Linked DNA regions of Homo sapiens: regions 2 and 3 are each linked to region 1. The links are chromatin contacts, found by Hi-C in ENCODE. All regions are on one chromosome and are shown on one strand. The core of a region is the stretch at or near the end of the contact, and the rest is flanking DNA. Distances in the headings are between cores, read along the strand shown. Region 1 has its middle 130 kb from the start of PLPPR5-AS1. Region 2 holds the start of ALG14 (ALG14 UDP-N-acetylglucosaminyltransferase subunit). Region 3 holds the start of RWDD3 (RWD domain containing 3).

Region 1 (5,044 bases), core at 1,130-3,629:
GTCTTAGGCATTTACATGAGCTGGGTGAAACTGCTGTAATCACTATTAAACGAGGGTGCTGCATGATATGTTGCTTGCCCCACACAGTCTGGTAGACTAATGTGTCCTAACACAGCTAGTCAAAGGTCTTAGAGAGCCAAAGTCTGCATATGTCTTGAGAAAAGTAACCAGAGTATCATTATTTTAGAATTGAAAAACAACTGATAGCATGTTGCACTGGATACATAGACCTAACTTGTGTATCCTCAAGTGGTTTATAAAAATCAATCCAACTGAAGACTATAATTTTCTCATACAATCCAGATTTCTGGATTCTCTTGAAATATTAGATGATCCGGTGGTGGAGGGTCTTAATTCTGGTATCACAACAATTGACAGGAGCTACACATAGCAACCTCCACCACTCTGTGTGGGTACATACCCCTCATTCATACAATGAAAAACATTTTCACAAAAAGACCAAGGTATCACTCATTATTGTTATCTTCCTGGTCTTGTAAGCATTTGCTTTCACAGTCTCTGATATAAGGTGCAAGTGAAATCTCAAGTGCCAGAGTAATTCATAGCTGGATCCAATAGAGAAGAAACAACAGGACTCCTAAAGGATGAGTAAAGAAGTTGGAATTGCTTATTTTGAAAGATATAATAAGAAGTTTTGAGAAATATCATCAGCATGAAGGCTGACACCTGGAAAAATCTCAACTGCATTAAATTAAGTAGGCTTTCTGATGAGGTCCTACCTAAGGGAAAATTACCAAGTGGCCAAATTTTACTTAGTGTCTAAAAAGCCGCCTTTCCCTTTGCCCCTTTCTTTCTCTTCAACATTAAGTTATACCATCATATTTTCTGGTCTTTATGTAAAATGTGCATATATTTGTATATAATATATGTATTATACATATACATTGATAAAGTATCTTCTAAAATTTTCTCAGTAGCTAAGAAGAATGGGATTCTATAATTATCTCTGGCTTTAATTATGGGGTACTGTCAAAGGCTTGGGTTTTAGATTCATTTATTCTTTCAACAAATATTTATTTAGTTCCTAAGGATCTAGTCATGGTCAAGGTTCTTTTTTTCTTGAAGCTTAAATTCTAGTAAGGGAACATATGTAATAAATAATAATAATACAAGTAAATATTTCTGCATATTGATAAGAGTTATGAAGAATAAATGAGTTGTTGGGTTGGAGAGTGACCAATGGCTGTAAACAGTGGCCACTTTCTGTGTAGCAAATTTCCCAGTGGGGATATTGTGGTTGGTTTTAAAAATTACTTAAAACGGAGTGCCACCCAGCCACCTAGCTAGGACTTTACTGTTTGACTATTTCATATTCACTATATGTAAGGGTCATCCCAGCAGTTATAATCTGCCATGTGTTGCTATACAAAGATTTACAGGATTCAGCATATTTAACTACCTAATTGGAAGCACTCCTTGCATCTAATGAGCATTTTTTTCTTGACACTTTTTTCCCCACTTATCAGATAAGCCAGCATTTTCTTAAATGTCTAAGGTGTGCTAAGGCCGAAAGGTTATTTTTAAAGCAATGAGTCTATAAATTACTAAGTTTTGTGGTGGAGGAAATAGAAGAAAAAATATATTTTGGAAGGGAATGAAGTATGGTAATCACTCCAAGCAGGCTTAATTATGGAGAAACTAAGAGGTGGGCATGTGGGAGGAGACTTGAAACTTAATTTAGTCTCGTCCATAATTTTGTCTGAGTTCAGCTGTCAATACACTTACGATATCCTGGCTTTGAGGCGCTCTGTCTCTAGGATTAATTTTTTTCCTTCCAGAGAAGACATAATGTCATTAGAGTAAATCATGACTTCTCATATAATTGCTCATCTGCTGATAAGGAAGATAGGTCCACCTGATTCCAGCCTGAGCCAATCGTGCCTTCCCTATCCACTGAGTTGCTGAGTTAAGCCTGATTCTGAAGCTGCATACAGGTGTTATCAGTGCCCTTTGTTCTTGTAATGTCTCAAGAAAGATGACAATAGAAATCAAGAGAGATCACTAGATATAGCAGCATAGAGAAAGAGAAAGCATTATTTTAGCTTGTGCACAAGGAAGTCGGCACCACAAAAGGAAAAGGGCAGGCTGCTCCTGGAGGGTAGTATGTGGATTTGTTTTATGCGGACTTTCTATAGGGAAGGATTTCATCAGGGCATGTATAGGAGGGTTTTTTCTAGCACTTGTGCAATGGCTCTACATGTTTCTTCATACACCACATGTAATATTACCGTTTTAAATCTCCACTACTGGCTGTGTGACTTTTAGTATTAAAATGAGGGGGAGGGGCAATTATAAGTTAAAGTTTAAGGCTACCTGCACATGTGGAGCCGAAGGGAAGTCCCTATCCCCCTAAAGCAGGAACTTGTGGTTAATAGCTTCTTGGGTTTTTTGTTGCTGATTGGCTGGAAGTTAGGTAAGCTACAGTTTGAGTAAAGGGCTTTTGATCTTTTCTCTAAACCACATGAAAACAGGAAATGAGCCTGTCTGCCTATCTGGCCTACTCAGTGAGAATGGATTCAGTGATAGATTAACAATGTCTGCCATAAAATCAGAAATAAAAACAAAACCACGAGGGCTTGGGACATAGAGTTGTGGCAAAATGAACTAAGAATGATTTATCAAAATGCTACCCTTTGGAGCTTCTTGACTTATGTATAAGGCAGGAATAGTAGAGCTAAGCAGGTTCCCAGACCAATTTCCCAGGATACTTGGTAGATCTTGGAATAAGCCTTTCATGTTGAAAAACAAATAGGACTGAGAATTGGCTGCCCTGGGACGGGAAGGGCCCTGTACTCAAATTTGTCTCACTCCAAACCTGTCGGAAGTCAAAAATCCATGCTTGAAAGAACAAGTTTTCAGGGTGTGTAGAGGGTTAATTAACTCATCCATTGTTTTCAGTGTAGGGAGATGGAAATCACACAAATAGCATCCTATTTAGGGCTGTGCTAGAAATGAATTGCAGCCTGGCAGCAAGCCCTGTTCCTTTAAGGGAGACATGAGCCTTGTTTCCCTTTATTATTCTTAATTTTTCATCAACTCTCTCAACAATGTCTAGTTTTTAATTTTATTTATTTATTTATTTATTTGAGACTGAGTCTCTCTCTGTCGCCCAGGCTGGAGTGCAGTGGTGCACTCGGCTCACTGTAAGCTCCGCCTCTCGGGTTCACGCCATTCTGCTGCCTCAGCCTCCCCAGTAGCTGGGACTACAGGCGCCCGCCACCACGCCTGGCTAATTTTTTGTATTTTTAGTAGAGACGGGGTTTCACCGTGTTAGCCAGGATGATCTTGAACTCCTGACCTCGTGATCTTCCCATCTCGGCATCCCAAAGTGCTGGGATTACAGGCGTGAGCTACTGCGCCCGGCCAACAATGTCTAGTTCTTAATATGTAAATGAATATTCATAGAGAGGCTGCCAAGTAGATTTTAGGCATTTTTATGAGTAACTGATAACAAACAATAGATGATGTTGAAGTCTGGATAGTAAAGGAAGTCTTCTGTGACATTCAGGCAGTTCAGCAAGAAGAAGATGCACTGACTAATCTTTAAAAACAGTTTTTAAAAATTTTAATATAATAAGCATTATTTTTAAGTAAACTTTATTTTAGAATAGGTTCACAAAATTCATACAAAAATTTGTGAATGTGATATAAGAGAATTCCCATATACCCTAGTAAACCCAGTTTACCTTATTTTGGATATTCTACATTAACCTGGCAAGTGTTTCATAGTTAATGAACTCAGTGATACATTATTAATTAAAGTCCATACTTATTTCTGATTTCCTTAGTTTTTACCTAATGTCCTTGTTCTGCTCCAGGATCCTATCTAGGATACCATATTACGTTTGCTTGTCTTATTTCTTACTCTTCTTGGCCATGACAGTGTTCCAGGCTTTCATTGTTTTTGATGATCTGGACCACTTTGAGGGGTACTAACCAGGTATTTTGTAGAATGTCTCTTAATGGAGATGTGATTGATATTTTTCTCATGATTAGATTGGGTTTATGGTTTTGAGAAGACTACAGAGGTAAAGTGCCATTCTCAGTGCTTCACATGAAGGGTACATACTATAAACATGATTTATGGCTATTAATATTATTTTTGATCATCTGGTTGAGGTAGTATTTGTCATGTTTCTGCATTGTAAAGTTACTCTTATAAATCAAAAATAAAATGCTGATCCCCTCTGAACATCTGTATGGACCCTTTCTCTTGGCCTAGAGCATTCCAAATTTAGCCTGAAAATCTAGCTCAGGCCATGATGGAAAGGCGGAGTTGGACATGCCTCATTATGCCCACCTCCCTTTTGGAATTCAGGCCCAGCTGACTGGCATTAGCATCAACACAGACCTTAAGACTGATAAAACAGACTCTTTAAGTCTGATAAGAAACGTTTACAATCTATTCTCTGAAGCCTGCAACCTGGAGTGTTCACCTGCATGTTAGAACCTTGTTCTCTACAACCCCTTATCTTAACCTAGACATTCCTTTCTACTGATTTTAAGTCTTTAGACAATAACTTAACTCTCAGCCAATTGCCAGTCAGAAAATCACTGAATCTACCCATGACCTGGAAGCCCCCACTTCCAGTTGTCCCACCTTTTTGGACCAAACCAATGTACATCTTACATGCAATGATTGATGTCTTATGTCTCCCTAACATGTATAAAACCAAGTTGTGGCCTGATTACCTTAGGCACATGTTCTCAGGATTTCCTGAGAGCTGTGTTGTGGGCCATTGGTCACTCATATTTGGCTCAGACTAAATCTATTCAAATATTTCGCAGAGTTTTACCCTTTTTATCAACACTCTTTTTCATATAATCCTTTCTGTATAGGAGTCACTATATGTAGGACACACTTAAGGAGTGGGGAGCTATATTTCACCTTTCTGAGACTGGAGTATCCACCTATTCACAATTATGCTGAGTAGATGTGTTTATTCTTCCCTCATTTATTAATGTATTAATTCAATCATTTATTTACATCAGTATGGAATCTTTGTTTTTCTTTTAATGTATG
Region 2 (5,044 bases), core at 1,122-3,621, 3.8 Mb before region 1:
TATAGGTTTGCTCCCCAGACACCCAATCTCACGCTTTGTGCTTGAATAAACTCTTCTAACTGGATATTGAGCCCTTTGATTATTTTAGGTTGACACTATATGTCAAGCACTTTACTGAACACTTTATTTTTTAATTTAAGCTTTTGATTATATCATTTTATTTTATTTCATTTTGAGACAGGGTCTCACTCTGTCAACCAGGCTGGAGTGCAGTGGCACAATCTCAGCTCACTGCAACCTCCACCTCCCAGACTCAAGTGATCCTCCTACCTCAGCCTCCCAAATAGCTGGGACTATAGGTGCATGCCACCACATCCACCTAATTTATTTATTTATTTTAATGTAGAGACAGGGTTTCACTATGTTGCCCAGGCTGGTCTCCAACTCCTAAGCTCAAGCAATCCGCCTGTATCGGCCTCCCAAATTGCTGAGATTACAGGTGTGAACCATCACGCCCGGCCTAAACACTTTAAATATGATCCTATTTAATCTCTCCTGTCCTCTCTCAACCCATGTAGAAACAGAAGGTTCAGCGAGGTTAACTAATTGCCTGAGATCCCCAAGGTAGTAAGTGGCAGAAATGTGATTCATGTGTGGTGTTATGACAACCTAGAGGCCTGTGGTCTTAACCCCTACATGATATCAACAGTGGAGTAGCAGCAATTGCTTTATAAAGCAGGATTTTAGGCCAGGGGTGGCTCACGTCTGCAACCCCAGCACTTTGGGATGCTGAGGCAGGAGGATCACTTGAGGTCGGAAGTTCAAGACCAGCCTTGGTCAACATGGTGAAACACTGTCTGTACTAAAAATACAAAAATTAGCTGAGTGTGGTGGTGCGCCTGTAATCCCAGCTACTCGGGAGGCTGAGGCAGGAGAATGGCTTGAATTTGGGAGGTGGAGTTGCAGTGAGCTGAGACTGCGCCACTGCCCTCCAGCCTGGGCAACAGCGTGAGACTCTGTATAAAAAAGAAAAAAAGCAAGATTTTAAATACTCTTTACAATCTGGACTCAGTTTACCTCCCTACATTGAACTCTACACGATAGTGTTCTCTCAACTCTGGTCATTCCAAGTGTTATCACCTTCTTTTCACATCCTCCCAGCCCTCGAAACCCTGGCTGTCCCTCATCTGACTAATTCTGGGTCATCTTTCAAGTTTCAGTTTAGCATCATTTCTTCCAGGAAGCTGTCTGTTTTTTAAGACCTGATAAAGTAGTGCCCTTCCTGAAGACTGCCATAGCAATTTGTACTTCTTACACAATTATTACAAGATTATAGCATTTATCTCATTGTGGCAAATACTCATTTTGATTTATTTTCTGTTAGTTTTTTTGTATTCTCTATTTCATTTACTGCTGTATCTTTGCATCTCTCACAGGACTTAGCACGGAGTCAGCACTCCGTGGCAAGTAATGTTAGTCAGTTTTGTTATTTCCAGAGGTTAGTTTAGTGTTTGGTCTTTCTAACAGCTCAAAACAGATTAAGTGAATAAAGTAATGCGTTATACTTGAACATAAACTTAGTACATTTACTCATACTATACATGTTCTATCTGGATGCAATCTCCTGCCATACCCAAATGTTTACATTGTGTCTGTGTGTGTCTGTCTGTCCCTGTCAAATATGTGTATTTAAAATTGTAAGCACCTACAGAGTTGGTGGATTTAGATTGTATTACCTGACAGGTCAGTGTGTTGCTCACACTCTGCCACCGCGTGTGTATTGTTCTACAGCCCGTAGATCATTGTTTTTATCCTCTTGGACTTTGTATATTTATAAATGTGACAATTCATTTTGCCTCATTTGTCATGTAGCATTCGTGTTTCCTAAACTAAATACGCAATACCTAGATTAATAATGCACAACAGCCATACGGGGAAACTGCATGTTTGCATCAAAAGGCTTCTACGTTCTCTGTTCACTAATTGTTTGAAAAATATACGCTACAGAGAGTCTTAATTATAGACAAGTGTAAATTACTTGTCATAAAAAAAACCTCTGGGCCGCGTCAGCAAACCAGCCCCTACCCTGGCTGGACTGCCCGGTTCCGGCAAGGCAGAGAAACTACAAATCTCTGCATGCAACACTCCAAGAAGTGCTAAGGGTACCAGGGAAGAGCGTCGCGGTGCACTCTGGGGTTTGTAGTGACCAACCCAAGTCCGACAGTCGCCTCCTCGATACTTACCGGACCCAGCCACTACCAAGATACTGAGAGACTCCCGGGGCGTAACGTCCATGGAACGAAGCACTACCCATATTCGCAGGATTAGGAAAACCGCCACAGCTCCTGCGGCCGCAGCTAGAACGAGAACGCACACCATGCAGAGAAACGGCGCATGCGTCCAACTTCCGGGGACCAGCCGCTGTCAAAGTTCACAACTACGGGTGCCGAAGCGACTCAAACGCGGAGGACGCACGTCTTGGTGGGCTGGTCTTTCCTGAGCTGGGAGGAGTGGAGGCGACGGAGAAGCTGAGGTCCCAGTCACAATCCATTTTACCTCATTTATCATGTAGTATTCGTGTTTCCTAAACTAAATACGCAATACCTAGATTAATAATGCACAACAGCCATACAGGGAAACTGCATATTAGCGTTAAAAGGTTTCTACGTTCTGTACGTTCACGTTTGTCAGCGGAACCCCTGCTTCTGCGCGGATTGTGCGCAGCTGCAGCCAAGCGTAAGCTGAAAATTGTAAAGTTAAGCGCTGGGGAAGCTTGATTTACGCCCACGACGAGGTCAGGCAGTCTCTGCGCCCTAAAGGTCCCGAAACTCCCCAGTTAGGAGGTGTTCTGGCTCTGTCAACTTCGTGAATGCCACCTGAAGCTAAGGGAATACATCCTTTCTTTCTTTCTTTTTTTTTTTTTAATGCCAAGAGAAATGTTTCTGTTGCACACAGACATTACTGAAAGTGTTCGCCAGTAAGGACCCTAGGCTTAAACATCGAATTTAGGGCCCTCATCCAAACCCCCTGTCTCCCAACATGTATGTTTTTAACTTTTCTCGAGGTTTTCACAGCTCTCAGTGTGACCAGAGTAGTTGAGGGTGACCACCTAAAGGTAAGCCACACTCCTAAGAGGATTGCAAAGCTCAGTGGCTCTAGGTAGCAGGATAGACAAGGCACAGTCCTACAATTAATATTCAGTTAATTTTATCACAAAGCATTTCCAGTGTGTTTCTCATGTCCTCAGCCAAAATGATGATCTGCCAACACCCCCTTCAATCTCAATTTTGCTTATGTCTAATTAATTAATTGTTAATAAATTAATTATGTCTAATTAATCCACATTACGACAACATAAAATACTAAGATCAGGAGCCCCTTCACCCCAAATATAATTTGCCTTCGGTCCACCATAGACCTACCTGTAGGTTATATTGAACAGGTATACAGATGAGTAAAAAGGTTCAGAAAGGTGCAACTGCTTGCCCAAGTGGAATAGCGTCAGATCTAGAATCAGAAACCAGAAATCTGAGTCCTGCTGGACAGGAGTACTGCATCCTGTATTCCTTTGCTAAATTCAAACTTGCCTGATCACCACACTTACCTGGAGCCTAGAATGTGTTATTAAAGGTGCAGACTCCCAGGGTCCATTAGGAAACACTGAATCAGAATTTCCGGGGATCGGGCACCTGGGATTAGCTTATGTAACCAGCGTGTCCATTCCTATCAGCAAGCAAGTTTGGGAGACTTTGTGAGTAGAGTCCGTGGACCTTACAACACTTTCCAAATTGTCTTCCATCAAATCTTCTTTCTTTTCTTTTCTTTTCTTTTTTTTTTTTTTTGAGACAGAGTCTCACTCTGTCGCTTGGCTGGAGTGCAGTGGCACAATCTTGGCTCACTGCAACCCCCACCTCCCAGGTTCAAGCGATTCTCCTGCCTCAGCCTCCCAAGTAGCTGGGACTACAGGCATGCACCACCATGCCTGGCTATTTTTTTTTTTTTTTTTTTTAGTAGAGACAGAGTTTCACCATGTTGGCCAGGCTGGTCTCGAACTCCTAACCTCAGGTGATCTGCCCGCCTCTACCTCCCAAAGTGCTGGGATTACAGGCATGAGCCACTGCGCCCGGCTCCATCAAATCTTCTTAACTATACATTCTCGCAGTAAGACCTTAAAGTGGATATTAGTTCCCTTTTTACAGACAAAGAAGTAGATTCCATAAAAGTTAAATAATTTGCCTAAGTCTACTTAGCTAGTAAGGGTGGAGAAAGTTCATAGTTGTGGACTTAGAAGTCAGTGTCTCTCAAATTTTAATGGAATCAGAATTCTCTGGGCTTACAAATGCGTAGTTGGAAGTCCAGAGGTAGGGTCTTTGGTGTAGTAAGAAAAACAGCTCAAGGATAATACAAGGAGTATCATTTACTTGTATATGCCCACTCTGCCATTCCTAATAATGTCTTCAACCTGAAACAGTCTTACCTGATACTTAAGACACTAGTGGTCCCAGAATGGGATGTGTGGATGGTTACATCCAACAGGGCAATCTCCATAGCCAAAAAAGAGGTTATCTTGTCGGGTCTTTTTTGCCCCTCCCCCCCAGTCTTGCTCTGTGGCACGGTCTCGGCTCACTGCAACCTCCACCTCTGGGATTCAAGCAATTCGCCTGGCTTAGCCTCCCAAGTAACTGGGACTACAGGTATGCGCCACCACACCCAGCTAATTTTTGTATTTTTAGTAGAGACGGGGTTTCACCATGTTGGTCAGGTTGGTCTTGAACCTGACCTCATGATCCGCCCACCTCAGCCTCCCAAAGTGCTGGGATTATACGGGTGAGCCATGACGCCCGGCCTGCTTTATTTTTTATTTTTTTAAAGGCAAGGAAACTTATTCTAGAACCCCTCACAGCAGACTTTCTTTCACTCCTTTTGGCCATACTTATATCACTTTCCCAGGCATAAAAGGAAAGCGACTTCAAAGCTGGTGGAGGTGGGAGGAGGATGATCTACAACTCACCTGTAATACATGGCTGTTGGATGGAGGGTGGGTACTGAACAAAATAGGCATTCTCTCAGTGAGGAGGAAGCTGCAGGGAGGGTTGTTGGGTAG
Region 3 (5,044 bases), core at 1,130-3,629, 3.6 Mb before region 1:
CTTTTTTATTTAAACATGCTAAATGAGGTATGAAAAGCAGATTAAGAAATCAACTGAGAAAGGAAGAGCAAAGAAGAAACCTATTGACAAGAAAATTTTAAATCATAGATTGATGTACTCTTTAATCAATTTTCATGGACCTATTGCTGACAGCAGGCTTTAGCAACTGCCTCCTAATCCTTCCTACAGCTGTAATTTTGCTCTTCATGTTATTTCACTCATCTCACTTATAGTGAATTTGGAAAATTAAAAATAAGTAAAAACTATTTGAATATTTTATAGATTTTTTTTTGCTCTTGAGACGGAGTCTCGCTTGGTTGCCTAGGCTGGAGTGGTGCAAAGGTGCGATCTCGGCTCACTGCAACCTCCGCCTCCCGGGTTCAAGCGATTCTCCTGCCTCAGCCTCCTGAGTAGCTGGGATGATAGGTGCTTGCCACCACGCCCAGCTAAATTTTGTATTTTTAGTAGAGACAGCATTTCACCATGTTGGTCAGGCTGGTCCCGAACTCCTGACCTCAGGTGATCCACCCGCCTCGGCCTCCCAAAGTGCTGGGCTTACAGGCATGAGCCACTGCGCCCAGCCTATTTTATAGATTATTTTCAATAAATAAGTCAAAAACCAAATTGTTTGACTTTTCATAGTAACACTGGATTTCGAATTAAAATAACTTAGTAATATTTTAAATTAAAAACGTATTCTTTTGTTCAATCTCTTTAGCAGTTAATTATGAACCTACTGAACTGCTGGAACGTCTGTTATTTTGGAAATAAAGGAGTTTTTTTTTTCTTCAAGCCAATTGGCCATATCAGAGATAACTGCATTTAAATAAGCCTTCATCTTCCCAATTATGTGCTCCTAATTACTCGGGGTCACTGAAATCCCATGGCATCTTCTGAAAAGCATTTTCCCTGCAGTCCATCTTGTTAGGTTTCCTTTCTGTTCCGGGAAGCCAGTATCTTTTCCTTTATCAGATTCCTTTTTTACCAACAGCGGGAATGGTAATGGTGAATGGATGCAGGGTTTTAAAATCAGCCAACTTTGTTCTGACTTCCGTAGGTCAGTGACTGGAGTCACTGCCTAACAACCTAAATTCCCAGATTTATCTCATGAAATGTGATTTCTCATACAAACAAAAGTTGTGAGAACTCCATGAGCAAGACCAGCTGCTTGTGGGGACTGCCAAATTTTAAACTGTTATTTGAACAGCAAAAAGACCAGGCAAACATCCGAGAGACAGACCTAACTGCAGATAAGTCTTGTAATCTTGTTCACTATAGTCAAAACAGAATGGATTGCTTATTCTGTTACCCTATTGGTATTGCTCACATTTTAAAATTTAGGTGCTGGGCTCAAGAATGATAATTTTATTATTAAGCTTCAAGAGTCACATTGTATTGTATGCATTGAATATCACGAAATCGAAAACACTGAAAAGCTAGCGTTTACATTCTTGGATCATACCCCCAAAGGCCAAGGATTCCCACTGGCCGCTTGCAGCAGGGCTGTCTCCTGTGAAGGCAAGAGACAAACGAGGAGCGTTATGACACTTTGCTCCCAGGACTTTGGCGCACAGTTCCCATGAGTCCAGGTCCGTCCAGTCAACATCCTGAAGCCAGGACTGGCAGGTCCTGACCCTCCCTTTTTGCACCCGTAAGGGGAAGGGCCCGGGAATCTGGACCTTGTCTAGAGTCCCGGCGCCAGTACCAGTTCGGAGGGCATCCTGGAGGTTGTTACTAACCCGAGCCTCTTCCAGGCTTCCCAGGCACCAGGGTTGCTAACAGCTCCACGGGGGCGAATAATTTTGTTTATTTTGTTAACTGTGGTTATCTCCAACACTCAGTTCAGACCTGAGCCGGGCAAAGTCTCACCTTGTCTCCTGGTCACTTCCCTGCTTGTTTGTTTCTTCCTAACTCCCAAGTGTCTTTCGCCCAGTTCATCCCCACCTCAGCAGCCCAAGGCTCGGCGGGGACGGTCGGGGTTCGAAGCCTGCAGCTAAACTTAGAGGGTTCAGGCTTTGCTGGGAGGCCTCCCTGTGCTCAGAAGAGCCGGGGGTAAGCTGGGCGGTCGCCTTGGGTGCAGACAGAGGCGCAGGGCCTCGGCCTCCAAGAAAATTCCCAAACCGAGAGGCTGAGCTTCGCGTCTGTAGTTACTGAGCAGGAGCTTCTGGGCGGAACTTCTAAGGGCCCCGCCCGCCCCGTCTGCCCTGACCCTCGCCCGGACTCGCCTCGCCCACGTCCCGTTTCGCTTCGCCCCAGCTCCGTCTCGCCCCGCCCCCGTCCCGCCCGGTTGCGGAGGCGCGGGGCGCCCCCGGGTGGCCGCGGGCAGTGCTGCTCCTGGCCGGTGGAGGCGGCGGCTGCGGCAGCGGAAGGGGAAGCGCTGAGGCGGTGGGGCCCACAGCCATGGCGGAGCCTGTGCAGGAGGAGCTCTCGGTCCTGGCCGCGATTTTCTGCAGGCCCCACGAGTGGGAGGTGCTGAGCCGCTCAGGTGACTACCCGCGCGCGGGAGGGACAGGGCGCCCTCAGGGGCCACCCGCGTTCGCTTTGCGTCTCCTCCCCACCACGGAGCCTGGGCACCCCGCCTGGGCCCACGTATGGGGACCGGGTTAGTTGAATGATGGAATGACACGCCCGGAGGCCGGAGTGGTGTCGCAGCGGGCGGGAGTGTGAGGCGACCCCAGAAACACTAAGAGAGCGGCGCGGCCCACTGGGGCCTCTGCCGCCGGTCCCGCTCCCGGAGCCGGGGGCCCCTGCGTGCGCACCCCCAGGCCCTCCCCCAGCCTCCCACCCCTCAGATCTCACCCTATAAAGAAGCCTGTGCTGACGCCCCCTCGTTGTTCTGTGTCCTTCCTAAGCACTATGCCCTAGGCCCCCCCGAGAGCACTCCCCGGTTCTAACTCTACACGGGTATTTGTAGGTCTTAAGTTGCAGGAGGGCAGGGTCTGTTTGGTAATGACTCCAGGCACCTGGTAGGTAGTAGGTAAATGTTTGTTGACTGAACTTTTTCATTTATCCAGTGCTCAACCTCAACTTTATCTGCATTCTATTTCCAAGTTGATTGCTTTTCTGATACTTTTTTTTTTTTAGGTGGAGTCTCTCTTGTTGCCCTGGCTGGAGTGCAGTGGATCCATCTGGACTCACTGCAGCCTCCGCCTCCCGAGTAGCTGGGATCACAGGCGCGTGCCACCATGCCTGGCTGAATTTTATTTATTTTATTTTATTTATTTTTTATTTTTTAAGACGGAGTCTTGCTTTGTCGCCTAGGCTGGAGTGCAGTGGCGCGATCTCGGGTCACTGCAACCTCCGCCTCCCGGGTTCACGCCATTCTCCTGCCTCAGCCTCCCGAGTAGCTGGGACTACAGGCGCCCACCACCACGCCCGGCTAATTTTTTGTATTTTTTTTTTTAGTAGAGACAGGGTTTCACCGTGTTAGCCAGGATGGTCTCGATCTCCGGACCTCGTGGTCCGCCCGCCTCGGCCTCCGAAAGTGCTGGGATTACAGGCGTGAGCCACTGCGCCCGGCCTTTTTTTTTTTTTTTTTTTTTTTTTGAGACAGAGTCTTGTTCTGTCCCCCAGGCTGGAGTGCAGTGGCGCGATCTCGGCTCACTGCAAGCTCCACCTCCTGGGTTCACACCATTCTCCTGCCTCAGCCTCCCGAGTAGCTGGCACTACAGGCGCCTGCCACCATGACTGGCTAATTTTTTGTATTTTTAGTAGAGACGGGGTTTCACCATGTTGGCCAGGCTGGTCTCAATCTCCTGACCTCGTGATCCGCGCGTCTCGGCCTCCCAAGGTGCTGGGATTACAGGCGTGAGCCACAGGTGCCTGGCCTTCTGATACTTTTTTTTAAACAAGCTCTTGAGGGCTTTATTAGTCATTTAGCCCACATTTATTGAATCCCTGCTGCCTACAGACTTTGTCAGGGTTTCAGAGACACCGCTACCCATGGCCTCTAGGAGCTTACAGTGTAGAGAGGTTCTTTTGACTATTTTTTGATGATAGGTGAAACTTACTGTCCCTGTATGTGGCTTCTATTGAATAAAAAAAAAAGAAAAAACACTGCCATGTATGAGAAAGTGACTCAGTTTTCACTTAGCTTTCAGATACATTATGTACATGTTTGGGGCATGAGATTTATCGTTCTAATGTTATATTGTAGCTACCATTAAAATTGGCTTTCTGACCATAAATTGGTTAACCTTTAAGAAGGTAGTCTAGGCCTGGCGCGTGGCTCATGCCTGTAATCCCAGCACTTTGGGAGGCCGAGGCGGGCAGATCACCTGAGGTCAGGAGTTCAAGACCAGCCTGGCCAACATGGCGAAACCCCATCTCTACTAAAAATACAAAAATTAGCTGGGCATGGTGGCACACGCCTGTGATCCTTGCTACTCGGGAGGCTGAGGCAGGAGAATCACTTGAACCCGGGAGGCGGAGGTTGCAGTGAGCCAAGATCTCACCATTCATTGCACTGCAGCCTGGGTAACAAGAGTGAAACTCTGTCTCAGAAAAAAAAAAAAAAAGTAGTCTAAAAATGGGCTGGATGTTGTGAGAAAACCATTTAAGATTAAGATCCTTCATGATATCCATTGGGTGTGTTATTCACTGAAGGACAGGGAGTTGACTTCCATTTATTCCTTCTTGCATTCATCCACTCACATCCACTCATTGGGCACTGTTATGTTCCAGGCACTATGCACCTATTAGTGTAATGGAGTTGCTTTCTTTTTAGTGCCCAGCCTGACTTGTATCTTTTGAAACAATTGTTTAAAATCCATATGAAGGGGTTTACTCACTTTTAGTGTTTTCTTGTCATCCCTCTTCTGATTGGATAATTCTTCACCATCTCCCTCTCTGTCTCCACTGTTCTCTTTATTGATAATTACTTCTGCCTGAGGCAGCTATTTGAAGAGATCATCAGTTTTCCTAAATTCCTTTATTATGGCTCAGTTGGGAATATCCTGGAAAAATGAACCTGCAATTTCCCATCACACCTTAAAGAACTGGTAATGGTCTGGGTCATTAGTACACAGCTGAGCATAAAACACTG

Evidence for each region. Hi-C counts contacts between places; a loop is a spot of excess contacts on that map. Pooled maps may share reads with other maps.
Region 2: a pooled map shows a loop between it and region 1 (12-fold over the local background). The contact joins the promoter of ALG14 here to the enhancer-like site in region 1. A Hi-C loop is called at or near these places in 5 of 50 pooled maps.
Region 3: a map of naive thymus-derived CD4-positive, alpha-beta T cell shows a loop between it and region 1 (33-fold over the local background). The contact joins the promoter of RWDD3 here to the enhancer-like site in region 1. A Hi-C loop is called at or near these places in 1 of 168 maps with a recorded cell type or tissue (naive thymus-derived CD4-positive, alpha-beta T cell), 1 of 37 single-sample maps with no recorded cell type and 6 of 50 pooled maps.

Annotation. Positions count from the first base shown.
Region 1 is chr1:98,869,277-98,874,320 of GRCh38, forward strand. No RefSeq gene overlaps it. Among named protein-coding and RNA genes, the nearest start is that of PLPPR5-AS1, 130 kb to the right of the region's middle. RefSeq lists an enhancer at 2,297-2,416. Within about 2 kb of position 2,380, at least 7 of the 41 ENCODE cell types and tissues checked have a DNase peak (open chromatin) inside an H3K27ac peak, as active enhancers do.
Region 2 is chr1:95,070,580-95,075,623 of GRCh38, forward strand. It overlaps ALG14 (ALG14 UDP-N-acetylglucosaminyltransferase subunit), which reads right to left and starts at 2,372. Exons shown (of 4, transcript NM_144988.4): 1 at 2,184-2,372. The coding sequence starts at 2,319. RefSeq lists enhancers at 1,814-1,893, 2,134-2,493.
Region 3 is chr1:95,231,831-95,236,874 of GRCh38, forward strand. It overlaps RWDD3 (RWD domain containing 3), which reads left to right and starts at 2,380. Exons shown (of 4, transcript NM_015485.5): 1 at 2,380-2,485. The coding sequence starts at 2,401. All of the region lies in intron 7 of TLCD4-RWDD3 (TLCD4-RWDD3 readthrough), which reads left to right. RWDD3-DT (RWDD3 divergent transcript) reads right to left here and starts at 2,152. Exons shown (of 4, transcript NR_125949.1): 1 at 1,870-2,152. RefSeq lists silencers at 2,121-2,450, 2,661-2,840.